Regions from separate parts of the Homo sapiens genome. Here region 1 is linked to region 2. A link is a contact called in ENCODE Hi-C or POLR2A ChIA-PET data. All regions are on one chromosome and are shown on one strand. The core of a region is the stretch at or near the end of the contact, and the rest is flanking DNA. Distances in the headings are between cores, read along the strand shown.

Region 1 (5,702 bases), core at 2,062-4,561, 850 kb before region 2:
ACTCGGGAGACTGAAACAGGAGAATGGTGTGAACCAATGAGGCGGAGCTTGCAGTGAGCGGAGATCGCGCCACTGCACTCCAGCCTGGGTGATAGAGCAAGACTCCGTCTCAAAAAAAAAAAAACAAAACCAAAAACCATAATGATGTAAATGTCTGTTAAGTGTATACATTTATATATTCCTCAGCTCTGTCCACTGAGAGGACCTGAAAGTGATGACACTCTAGGAGCAGCCCAAATCTTAACTTCTATATACCATTATTCACTAAAAGAAACCAGGGCACCTTGGATAAATGGCCGAATACAGGGCTGAAGTAGGAAAAGTACAGGATGAGCCTGGAAAATCTTGTCAGGCCAAAAAGCAGAGATGCTCAAAGAATGATGGAAACATCAAAAGAACACAAAAATCAGTTTGAAAGGCTCCTACTTGCCAAATCTGGGTCAATCGGAGCATAAAAGTAATGATAGTAACAGAGTACGACACACTGATTAAAATAGAAAACCACATGTATTAGTCCATTTTCACATTGCTATAAAGAACTATCTGAGACTGGGAAATTTATTTAAAAAAAAAAGGTTTAACTAACTCACAGTTCTGCATGGCTGGGGAGGCTTCAGGAAACTTATAATTATGGCAGGAGGTGAACAGGACGCAAGACACAAACAAGTCTTACATGGCAGCAAGAGAGCGCGAGCAAAGGGAGTCCCACACTTTTAAACCATCAGATCTCACGAGAACGCACTCACTATCATGAGAATAGCGTGGGGGAAACCGCCCCCATGATCCAATCACCTCCCATCAGGTCCCTCCCTTAACACATGGGGATTACGATAGAGGTGAGATTCAGGTGAGGATACAGAGCCAAACGTATCACCACAAGTTTGCATTAATTCACATCAATAACGGGGAAAAAGTTGAAGTCTGATGAGAAACGGGGTAAAGGGTCTAAAAGTACCTCTCCACAAAATATTTATTAATTACAAAAAGAAAGCCTTTATAATGAAGCAATCTGGCAGATACCATCTTAATTGAGTGATCAAAGTTAACATCACCAGTAATGAGAAAATTAAAACTGTGTGCCACGGGATGATATGCAACAAAAATACCATTCGCCGGGCGTGGCTCACACCTGTAATCTCAGCACTCTGGGAGGCTGAGGCAGGTGAATAACTTGAGGCCAACAATTCGAGACCAGCCTGGCCAACATCGCGAAACCTCGTGTCTACTAAAAAACACAAAAAATTAGACGGGTGTGGTGAGGCATGCCCGTTGTCCCAGCTACTCGAGAGGTTGAGGCACAAGAATCACATGAACTCAGGAGGCAGAGGTCGCAGTGAGCTGAGATCCCACCACTGCACTCCAGCCTGGGTAACAGCGCGAGACTCTGTCTCAACTCAAAATATACACACACACACACATAATTTGTGATATTCCTGCTAAAGCTATATAATCTTAATTTAGTAATGAGGGGGAATACAAACAAACCCAAATTGAAGAACATTCTTAAAAACAATTTCCCTATAGCTACCATAAGTGTTAAGGGCAATGAAACGCAAGGCAGGACTGAGCAACTGCTCTCAACAGAAGGAGACAAAACTAGTCGTGACAACTATGTGCAACACTTGAATTTGGGCTTTTTTTTTTTTTTTCTTGAGATGGAGTCTCGCCCTGTCACCCAGGCCAGAATGGAGTGGCGCAATCTCAGCTCAGTGCAACCTCCGCCTCCCAGGTTCAAGCGATTCTCCTGCTTCAGCCTCCTGAATAGCTGGGATTACAGACGCGTGCCACCACACCCAACTAATTTTTATATTTTTAGTAGAGATGGGCTTTCACCATGTTGGTCAGGCTGGTCTCGAACTCCTGATCTCATGATTCACCCGCCTCAGCCTAGTAAAGTGCTGGGATTACAGGCGTGAGCCACTGAGCCCAGCCTGGACTTGCTCTTTCTAAAATAAAAGATATTAAAATAAAACTGGCAAAATTTGAGTGAGATCAAAGGATTAAACGATGGTAATATATCAATGTTAATCTTTTTAAAAAAATTGCTGGAGTCGGCTGGGCGCGGTGGCTCATGCCTGTAATCCCAGCACTTTGGGAGGCCGAGGCAAGTGGATCACCAGAGATCAGGAGTTCGAGACCAGCCTGACCAGCATGGCAAAACCCCATCTCTACTAAAAATACAGAATTAGCCAGGCATGGTAGTGCATGCCTGTAATTCTAGCTACTCGGGAGGCTGAGGCAGGAGAACCGCTTGAACTAGGGAGGTGGAGGTTGCACTAAGCTGAGCCCATGCTATTACACTCCAGCCTGGGCAACAAGAGCAAAACTCTGTCTCAAAAAAAAAAAAAAAAAAAAAATTGGAGTCAGCTGGGCACGGTGGCTCACGCATGTAATCCCAGCACTTTCAGAGGCCAAAGTGGGTAAATCACCTGAAGTCAGGAGTTCGAGCCCAGCCTGGCCTGCGTGGTAAAACCCCGTCTCTACTAAAAATACAAAAATTAGCAGGCCATGGTGGCAGGTGCCTGTAATCCCAGCTACTCAGGAGGCTGAGGCAGGAGAATCGCTTGAACCTGGGAGGTGGAGGTTGCAGTAAGCAGAGATTGCGCCACTGCACTCCAGCGTGGGCGACAGAGTGAGACTCCGTTTCAAAAAAAAAAAAATAAAAAGAAAGAAAAAAAAATTGCATAGAGGAAAGTTGTGTATATATATACACACACATATATACACGTGTGTGTATATACACACATATACATATGTATATATACACGTGTGTGTGTGTGTGTGTGTGTGTGTGTGTATATATATATATTTTTTTTTTTGAGACGGAGTGTTGCTCTGTCACCAGGCTGGAGTGCAGTGGTGCGATCTCAGCTCACTGCAACCTCCAACTCCCTGGTTCGAGCGATTTTCCTGCCTCAGCCTCCCGAGTAGCTGGAATTACAGGCACATGCCACCACACTGAGCTAATTTTTTGTATTTTTAGTAGAGATGGGGTTTCACCACGTTGGCTAGGATGGTCTCAATCTCCTGACCTCATGATCTACCCGCCTCAGCCTCCCAAAGTGCTGGAACTACAGGCATGAGCCACTGCACTCAGCCTTAATATATTTTTTAAAAGTCACTTTTGTCCCTATATTTTTTATTGGCCCACCAGGTCTCCAGACTACTTATTATGATAACGGAAATAAAAAACTTACATCAATCTCCATGTGCCGAAACCTGCACACCTGTCGAAAACAGCGCCCTTCTTGCCATAATGTGCAAACAGTTTCATTTCCTATTGCAGCTTCACAGTGACGGAATGGGCAGCTGTCACCCTGTAAACAAATAGAGAACACTCTATTTGTAGCATTGAAATACATCCTAGGTAAAATATCCATAACAAGAGCTCCTGGAATTTAGACAAGCACAAATGAGTAAGAAAGGACTGGTAAGGTAAAAAACAATGGACATGGAATGACAGGAACAAACCGAGAGCAACAAATTATTTCCTATAACCTATTTCTTGACAGTACCCTTCGTTTGATCTGGCATGAGTGACACAAGCTGAAAAAAAGAGTTGAAAAAGACAAGTAGGAGTGTTAGGTCCTCTTTAAAAATGTATTTTACAGTTCATCTTCAAAACTGACATCTCGCCTTGTGTAACTCTAGCTTTTGATGGAAAATCAGAAAGTAAATAGAATTTAAATATAATTAACATATATACAATATAACTGTGCTCCACTGCATACTTTATGCAACGGTAATATCTGAAATAAAACGCTACTGTTGTGCAAACTGCTATAGGTAAGATAAAATTATCACAGCTTTGCTCAAAACTCATCATTTAAAACATAATATCACCGGGCGTGGGGGCTCACGCCTGTAATCCCAGCACTTTGGGAGGCCGAGGCGGGCAGATCACAAGGTCAGGAGTTCAAGACAAGCCTGGCCAACACGTGAAACCCTGTCTGTACTAAAAATACAGTTAGCTGGGTGTGGTGGCAGGCGCCAGAAATCCCAGCTACTTGGGAGGCTGAGGCAGGAGAATGGCTTGAACCTGGGAGGCGGAGGTTACAGTAAGCCAAGACCATACCACTGCACTCCAGCCTGGGTGACAGAACTAGACTCCGTCTCAAAAAATAAAAATAAAAAAAAAATCAAGATGACTGAAGAACAAATTTTTTTAACATATACGTTTATAGAATTAGTCATAAAATCACAGAAAGCAATAGGTATATGTAAATAGAGCTGCAAAAGAATCAAGGAGAAAAACAGAAGTTTTGACAAAGATTAAGCCAAAAAACTGCAAAAGCATATTTAGTATGATGACTCTATATTCTTAGTACTCAGCAGGAAATCTGGGAGAAGAAAGAAGTCAAATTCAACCCATGACAGTTTCTGGAAGTACAACACAATTCACTAACTATTCACTCACTCATTTAATATGAAGTATATAAAATCAAAGTTAGTAAGGCATAGGTCAAAGTGGCCCCATTTCCAAAGGCACCCTGAACAGATTAATTTTGAACACTGAATGATGACTACATGCCACGTGCCTTTTCACTTTTGTACAAGATGGGAAAATTAGTTATATATAAAATGAAAAGAAAAAAACACTGAATTACCCTAAATACATTATCCTTTAAAAAACTGACAGCCAATAATAAAGTTGGGCAAAAAATATATATATAATAAAAACAACTTAAAATGTTGGGAAAATCTTATCCAATTCTATTAAGCAAATTGTAGAAAGAACTGATTTAAAGATGTCAATTCTTACTTTGGTACATGTGGAATAGAAAAAAAAATAGCAGTCTTCTCCTTGATTAGGCATGCTGGGTAGATTCTTAGATCAGAAGTGGCTTCTTGAAACAAGCCACTGCTTCCTCAAAGCAAGGACCAGGCTCCAAGTCCTCGTGAAATGGGTTTAATCTTCCAAATGACAACTTGATCACAGAAATTGTCTTTAAACTGTAATCCTAAAATGAGGAGACAATGAATTAAAATATTTCAGGTAAATTCTTCCTCCTTCAAATCACCATGGCTAATGAGATCGTATTGCTAGAGTCAAATTTTATTAATACGACCTTGCTTATACAGAGCCTTGTAAACACACTGATTGCGAATACTGTACATTCCCATCTACAATGTAAAATTTTGACTAGAAAGGCCATGCCCTTCTTTTATATTCTCTGTGATGCTTGTTACACAGTTACAGCATTGTAAATAAGCATTGTTAACTAAAGATCTACATTTTATTTTTAACTCTTTTTAGAGACAGTGTCTCACTCTGTTGCCCAGGCTGGAGTGCAATGATGTGATCACAGCTCACAGCAACACTGAACTCCTGGGCTCAAGGGATTCTCCCACCTCAGCCTCCCCCAAGTATCCAGGACTACAGGCACATACCACTATACCCAGCTAATTTTTTAAAAAAAATTTTTGTAAAGACAGGATCTTGCTATGTTGTTCAGTCTGGTCTTGAACTCCTGCCTCAAGCAATCCTCCTCACTTGGCCTCCCAAAATGCTGGGATTATAGGTGTGAGCCATCCCGCCCAGCCTGATCTACATTATACATATATGTATATATGTATGTATATATGTATTTTTGCCTACTAATTTGAAAGTCTCAAAAGACTACATACATTTTAGATTATTAATGGGACTTAGGTTACTAACACAAAATACTTGCTAACAAAATATGATAAAGTAGAATGTT
Region 2 (6,009 bases), core at 980-3,479:
GTGGAGTGGAGTTCAATTCACCACAGAATCTGAGACAGGAAGACCTGCCAGGCCATCAGCCCCTTCCCACCACTCCTGCAGCATTCATTTTCAGGAGCAAAAGAGCCTTCCCACAATTACTGAGTCCAACACTTAGTTTCCAGGATAAGCCCACACCCAACCATTCTGTCCTGTGGTTCCCAGTGATACACTCACACTTGTTAGAATGTGCCACTTTGGGGTTCAGAAAATGCAATCACTGAGAGAAGCCCGAGTTGTAGTTATGCTCTCCTTTCGTTCCATACTTCCCCCTCTCTTGCCACATCTATCCACTAGAGGGAGGAAGGCCTAGAACCTCTTTAGCCAGAGTGGAGCAGTGGCAAGGATCAGTAGTGTGGCTTCTTAACCAAGCCAGCAGTGGGGATGTCAGAAGCACCGGAACATAATCGCCTCATTCTCTCGGAACAGAAAAGAGGAAGGGTCCCTTCCTTCCCCTTTTCAACCCTCTCTGCATGGATTGGCATGTCACCATGATCTGGTGCACTCACTTCCCTCAAGTCAGTGTGCAGGCTGCTTAAAAAATTCAGAGGAACATGTACTGGGGTCTTAGGAACATTTTCAGCCAGTGGAGAGGAAAAGGAAAACTAAGTATCTCTTGGATCATTCACAGAGTTCACCAAATACAACTGAAAACTGGGGGCTCTAATGTCCCTGCTGCCCTGATGGTATTAGTTTAAGATGTTGACACTGACATCTGCAGAGATCTCATCCATCACGGTATATCAAAGAGCAAATGTCATTCTAGTTGAGAAACTCATGTATGAGAAAGAATGGTCATCTTGGGAAATCTGTAGCTCCAGCGGCTCCTGATGTTTTTTCCTGCCTCCTCCTGTCCCATGCTTGTGCCCCAGGCAGAGCTCATTCCTAAAACCATAGCTGACCCTCTGTGCTGTCTTTTAAGTTATAATAGTAGCTGCCAACTGTTGAATATTTTGCTTTATGACAGGCACTACACTAAGCACGTTAACATATCTCACTGAAGCCTCACACCAAAGCTATGAACTAGATACAATCTATCTGTAGATAATAATATATATCCATCTGTAGATATCCATCTTATATCCATCTGTAGATGAAGAAACTCAGGTTGAGTAAGCTATCTAAGGTCACAGAGCCAATAAGTGCTAGAGGCAAGATTCTTATTCTGTACACTCTGCCTCCAAAGCCCACTTCTTTGACCCTAAGGGCACAAGAACCCAAATCAGGATGTGAAGCTTGGTCTTTGAAACCAAAGGAAGCTCCTGAATCATCCTGATAGGCTGACGGCTTGGCGCTGTAAACAAAATCAGTCTTTTGTCAAAAGGAAATGAAGTTGCCATGCCACTGTTCACTCCTGTAAGAGACTCCTCTGGGCTGTTCCATTCTCTTGCTGCAATTCAGCCGGTTGAAAAACTAAGGTGACTGCACAATGATTAACTTCAGGCCCTTCTGCTCTACTTTGAGCCTGTCTCTGGTTCATCGTTACACTCTCCGCTCAGCACCCGCAGACTCAAGAGATTTCCAATCCCCCAATTTAGCGTGGTTCTACCTTAGGCAGAACTCCCATCCAGTTCGGATATAAGCGGGTCGAAGTGGCAGGGACCACCTCGCTGGGAGGAGAGGCTGGAGCTGCGGTCTTAAAAGATCTTGGGGCCGGGCGCGATGGCTCACGCCTGTAATCCCAACACGTTGGGAGGCCGAAGCGGGTAGATTATTTGAGCCCTGGAGCTCGAGACCACCCTGACCAACACGGTGAAACCCAGTCTGTACTAAAAATACAAAAAAAAAATTAGCCGGGCGTGGTGGCGCACGCCAGTAGTCCCAGATACTCGGGAGGCGGAGCCAGGAGAACCACTTGAAACTGGGAGGCGGAGGTTGCAGTAACCGAGATCGCGCCACTGCACTCCAGCCTGGGCGACAGAGCGAGGCTCCGACTCAAAAAAAAAAAAAAAAGTATTGAATAAGCACCGGAGACCCTGAGCCACCGAGTAGCGGAGGGAAAGGGTGGCGCGCAGAGGGGCCCAGCCCCGCCTCTGCCGGACCCCGCCCCCAAAAGGCCCCGCCGCCGCCACCTCCTGCTAGGCCCCGCCCCCGACAGACACCCCCCCCCCCCCCCGCCAGGCCCCGCCTCCTGCCCCCCCAGCCGCGAGGTCCTGCCTCCTGCCCGGCCCCGCCCCCGGCCTGCCCCGCCCTCCGACCCGCCCCGCGGCGCATTGTGGGATCTGTCGGCTTGTCAGGTGGTGGAGGAAAAGGCGCTCCGTCATGGGGATCCAGACGGTAAGACCCTCATTCAGTATCCTCCACTGGGGGACCCCTCCCCATCTGGTTCTGGCCACTCAGCTCCGGACCAGGGGCTGTCGCTGCCGACCCCGCCCCGCAGGGCTCTGGGCCCACCGTGGATGCTGGGGTCCCGATCCCGCACATCCGGGCTCGGGACTCCGCCAGGTTACCCCTCTGCCCTTGGCATGCCTCCGCGCTGGAGCTCGGGATCGCCACCCCTGGGACGGTCACCACCCAAGCCCCGGGCTCTTACCCAGCCTGGCGGTCACGCTGCCTCCTCTACCCACAGAGCCCCGTCCTGCTGGCCTCCCTGGGGGTGGGGCTGGTCACTCTGCTCGGCCTGGCTGTGGGCTCCTACTTGGTTCGGAGGTCCCGCCGGCCTCAGGTCACTCTCCTGGACCCCAATGAAAAGTACCTGCTACGACTGCTAGACAAGACGGTAAGTTGGGGAAGAAAGGGCCAGGGTGAAGGAGGGGACCAGAGTGCTCCTGGCATGGAGGGTACAGCACCCACGGTGGTTGGGATGTCCAAGGGACGTGGCAGCGCCAGGCGCGCTTGGTGAAACACTTGTGTCCTCCACCCTCCAGACTGTGAGCCACAACACCAAGAGGTTCCGCTTTGCCCTGCCCACCGCCCACCACACTCTGGGGCTGCCTGTGGGTAAGGAAAGTGTGGAATGGGCTCCTTTCCCTGGTATCCTCAGAAGGTGACTCCCCTCCTGGGATCTCATGAAACACGCTGCTTCAACCGGTTTGCTCCACACACCATTCCCCTTCCCCCACTTGGCTCTGCATCCTCCAAGCTGTGAGGTGCCACTGGGCCCCTCTAGAGTGTGGCTTCCATGACCCCCATCCAGCTTTAACACTCAACAGTCTTGCCTCTTCCCTGCAGGATTTGCTAATTACTCCCTCTGAGCAAGCACTACTAACTTTTTCCCATTGCCCAGACCCTTTTGGCTCATCTGTCAAGGTCCTGGCAGTAACTGGCAGGAAACGCTGGAAATAAGTGTTTCCTCAACTGGGCGCTTATAAGAGATCCAACTGAGGGCTCAATGGGGCAAATCTTCCCTGCCTTGTAGCTCCTTGGGACCACAGCAGGAAGCAAGACATCTTGTTCTCTCAAATCTCTTTGAGTATTTTGAGGGATGCAGCACATCACAGACAACCCTTATGTAGCTCTCTGCACGGTCCCCAGGCAAACATATCTACCTCTCCACCCGAATTGATGGCAGCCTGGTCATCAGGCCATACACTCCTGTCACCAGTGATGAGGATCAAGGCTATGTGGATCTTGTCATCAAGGTAAGGGGCTAGGAAGGGACCCAGGGGCTGCTTACCCATTCTTTCTGGGATTTGTAGAAATTTCTAAGATTTGCCTGACAGCAGGAAATGGTATGTACTCTGTGGATGTGAAGAAAGTATGAGCTACTCAGGAGACTGAGGCAGGAGACTCACTTGAACCCAGGAGGCGGAGGTTGCAGTGAGCCAAGATTGCGCCACTGCACTCAAGCCTGGGCAGCAAGAGCAAAACTCTGACTCAAAAAAAAAAAAGAAAGAAAGAAAGTATGTAGACGGGGAAAAGATAGCACATATCTGATCCCTGCCCCAGCCTCAGGGAGGTTTAGTCAACATGGGGCTCAGAAACCAGTGACATTCCAAATAAGGTATTTTTCTCTCTGTCTTGTAAGGTCTACCTGAAGGGTGTGCACCCCAAATTTCCTGAGGGAGGGAAGATGTCTCAGTACCTGGATAGCCTGAAGGTTGGGGATGTGGTGGAGTTTCGGGGGCCAAGCGGGTTGCTCACTTACACTGGAAAAGGTAATGACCTGTCTTCTCCTTGAGCCTGTCTCCCACTTTATCAGTTCCCATAGTCCTCTTGGCACAGTATGGCTGTGTGTACACATGTGTATGCACGTAAGGGCCAGGGCCGCCCTTCCTTCTAAACATAGCGCTGATACAATAGAAAGGCATGTTTCTCAGCCCCATTTGCCACAGGAAGCAGTTCCTCCTCCACTTGAATTCCCTAGCCATGGCAGCTGTGGAGATTACTAAAGCAAACATGTGCCCCTCTTCCCCACCTTCAAAAATTTGCCCCCCTGGGTGAGCTGTGGAGTGAGCCAGAGATAGCTTTCAGCCCTTCCCATGGGAACAGCTGGGTGCATTAGCAAGTCCCTGGAGCTGCTGTGTGCCACTTGGGAAAATAGATTCACACCTGGCTCTGTGCCTGTCTCCTTCACCAGGGAGTGACACTTTGCCAGAAGCAGCTGATACATTGTGTGGCGCTGAACTGACTCACAGATAGCCCTGGCCCCATTGTCCCTCAACTATATTATTGTCAGGGCTGGCTCAACTCAAGCTTCCACCCAAGCTCCAGGATCAGATGTCATAGCAGCTGCTCAACTGGCCTCAGGCATATTTTCAACTCTGCATTTGTTTTCTAAGTTCGCTGTATTGACTTTATTCTTCCACTGCTCTCTTCACCTGACCTCTCAGGGCATTTTAACATTCAGCCCAACAAGAAATCTCCACCAGAACCCCGAGTGGCGAAGAAACTGGGAATGATTGCCGGCGGGACAGGTGCATTACACTGAGGGCCTTTCTCTCCCACCATTGTTGACTGTTGCCATGCAAATTCCTAGGTGACCCTCTGAAGACTGGTAACCATAGCCAAGCTGTTGTTCATCAGGGGATTTCCAGCAATGCTTAGAACTCCCTAGTATCTGAAAAACAAAATCATAAGCAGGTAGAAACCAAAAAAAATTTTAACTGATGGAATTAGAGAAACAAATTAAATGAGCTTTCCTCATTTTGAATGGATCTAATAGTTTTAGGTGAGAGAAGAGAGAAGCAGCTAGGAATGACTAGCTAGGAAGAAAGAAAATTAGCATTGGACACTACTGTGCATTAGACACTGTGTAGTCTAATACACTACTATATATTAGACACAAAAATTAGACACATATATAGGTATCTATGAAGTAGGTACTAGCCTTTTCCTTTTACAGAGAGACAATGGGGTTCCAGAGAGGCTAAATGATTTCCACAGGGTTATTTCACTGGTAATGGCCTGGAGCAAAATTAGTATTTGGCTCTGCCTAGTGCCTAAGTACATGCACTTAACCTCTGCAAATACAGTGTTCTAGAACCCTCATCATTGAATCCGGAGGTACTTGTAGTCATTTGTGACACTGGAGTCCTAGCCTCCAAAGGACTTTCAGAAGAGTCTTAGATTAGTTCCTAAGAAAGATTTCTACAATATGAACTTAGATGAATTTGAAGGGTGCCCGGAAATACAGATGTTGGAGAATATGCAGGAAGAGTTTAGAGGATGAGAATGCTAAAGGAAAATGGAGTGGAGTGGTGAATGAGCAGAATGAAGATGAAAGGGCTGGTCAGCTAAGGAGCCAGGACAGGGCAGAGAGTGTGGCCACTACATTTCACTGTGGGGTATCTTCATGCAGGAATCACCCCAATGCTACAGCTGATCCGGGCCATCCTGAAAGTCCCTGAAGATCCAACCCAGTGCTTTCTGCTTTTTGCCAACCAGGTTGGTTTGTTTTCCTCCACCCTAAGACTTCAAAGTTGCTGTGTGGGTAGGGCTGAGAGACGTGGTATGGATGGGCAGAACTGGCCCAGTGCCCTGTTTTAGCCTCTGCCCAAGGTCCCCTCTGTAAGGCACAGGGTCCTCTTTCAATAAGGAGGAAAAGGACAG

Evidence for each region. A loop is a pair of places that touch in the nucleus more often than their neighbours do. ChIA-PET counts read pairs that join two places held with the same protein, here RNA polymerase II (POLR2A).
Region 1: a map of posterior vena cava shows a loop between it and region 2 (8-fold over the local background). The contact joins the enhancer-like site here to the promoter of CYB5R1 in region 2. A Hi-C loop is called at or near these places in 1 of 168 maps with a recorded cell type or tissue (posterior vena cava). POLR2A ChIA-PET finds 5 or more read pairs at or near these places in 3 of 52 experiments (GM12878, MCF 10A and activated T-cell).

Annotation. Positions count from the first base shown.
Region 1 is chr1:203,816,185-203,821,886 of GRCh38, reverse strand. It overlaps ZBED6 (zinc finger BED-type containing 6), which reads right to left. Exons shown (of 17, transcript NM_001395895.1): 2 at 4,763-4,961; 3 at 3,198-3,317. ZC3H11A (zinc finger CCCH-type containing 11A) reads right to left here. Exons shown (of 18, transcript NM_001376342.1): 3 at 4,763-4,961; 4 at 3,198-3,317. The coding sequence starts at 4,816. Among named protein-coding and RNA genes, the nearest start is that of ZC3H11A, 23 kb to the right of the region's middle. Within about 2 kb of position 3,311, at least 3 of the 41 ENCODE cell types and tissues checked have a DNase peak (open chromatin) inside an H3K27ac peak, as active enhancers do.
Region 2 is chr1:202,963,477-202,969,485 of GRCh38, reverse strand. CYB5R1 (cytochrome b5 reductase 1) reads left to right here and starts at 2,229. Exons shown (of 9, transcript NM_016243.3): 1 at 2,229-2,295; 2 at 2,588-2,737; 3 at 2,886-2,958; 4 at 3,493-3,599; 5 at 3,986-4,115; 6 at 4,791-4,874; 7 at 5,759-5,844. The coding sequence starts at 2,281. RefSeq lists silencers at 1,131-1,425, 2,042-2,201, 2,272-2,321.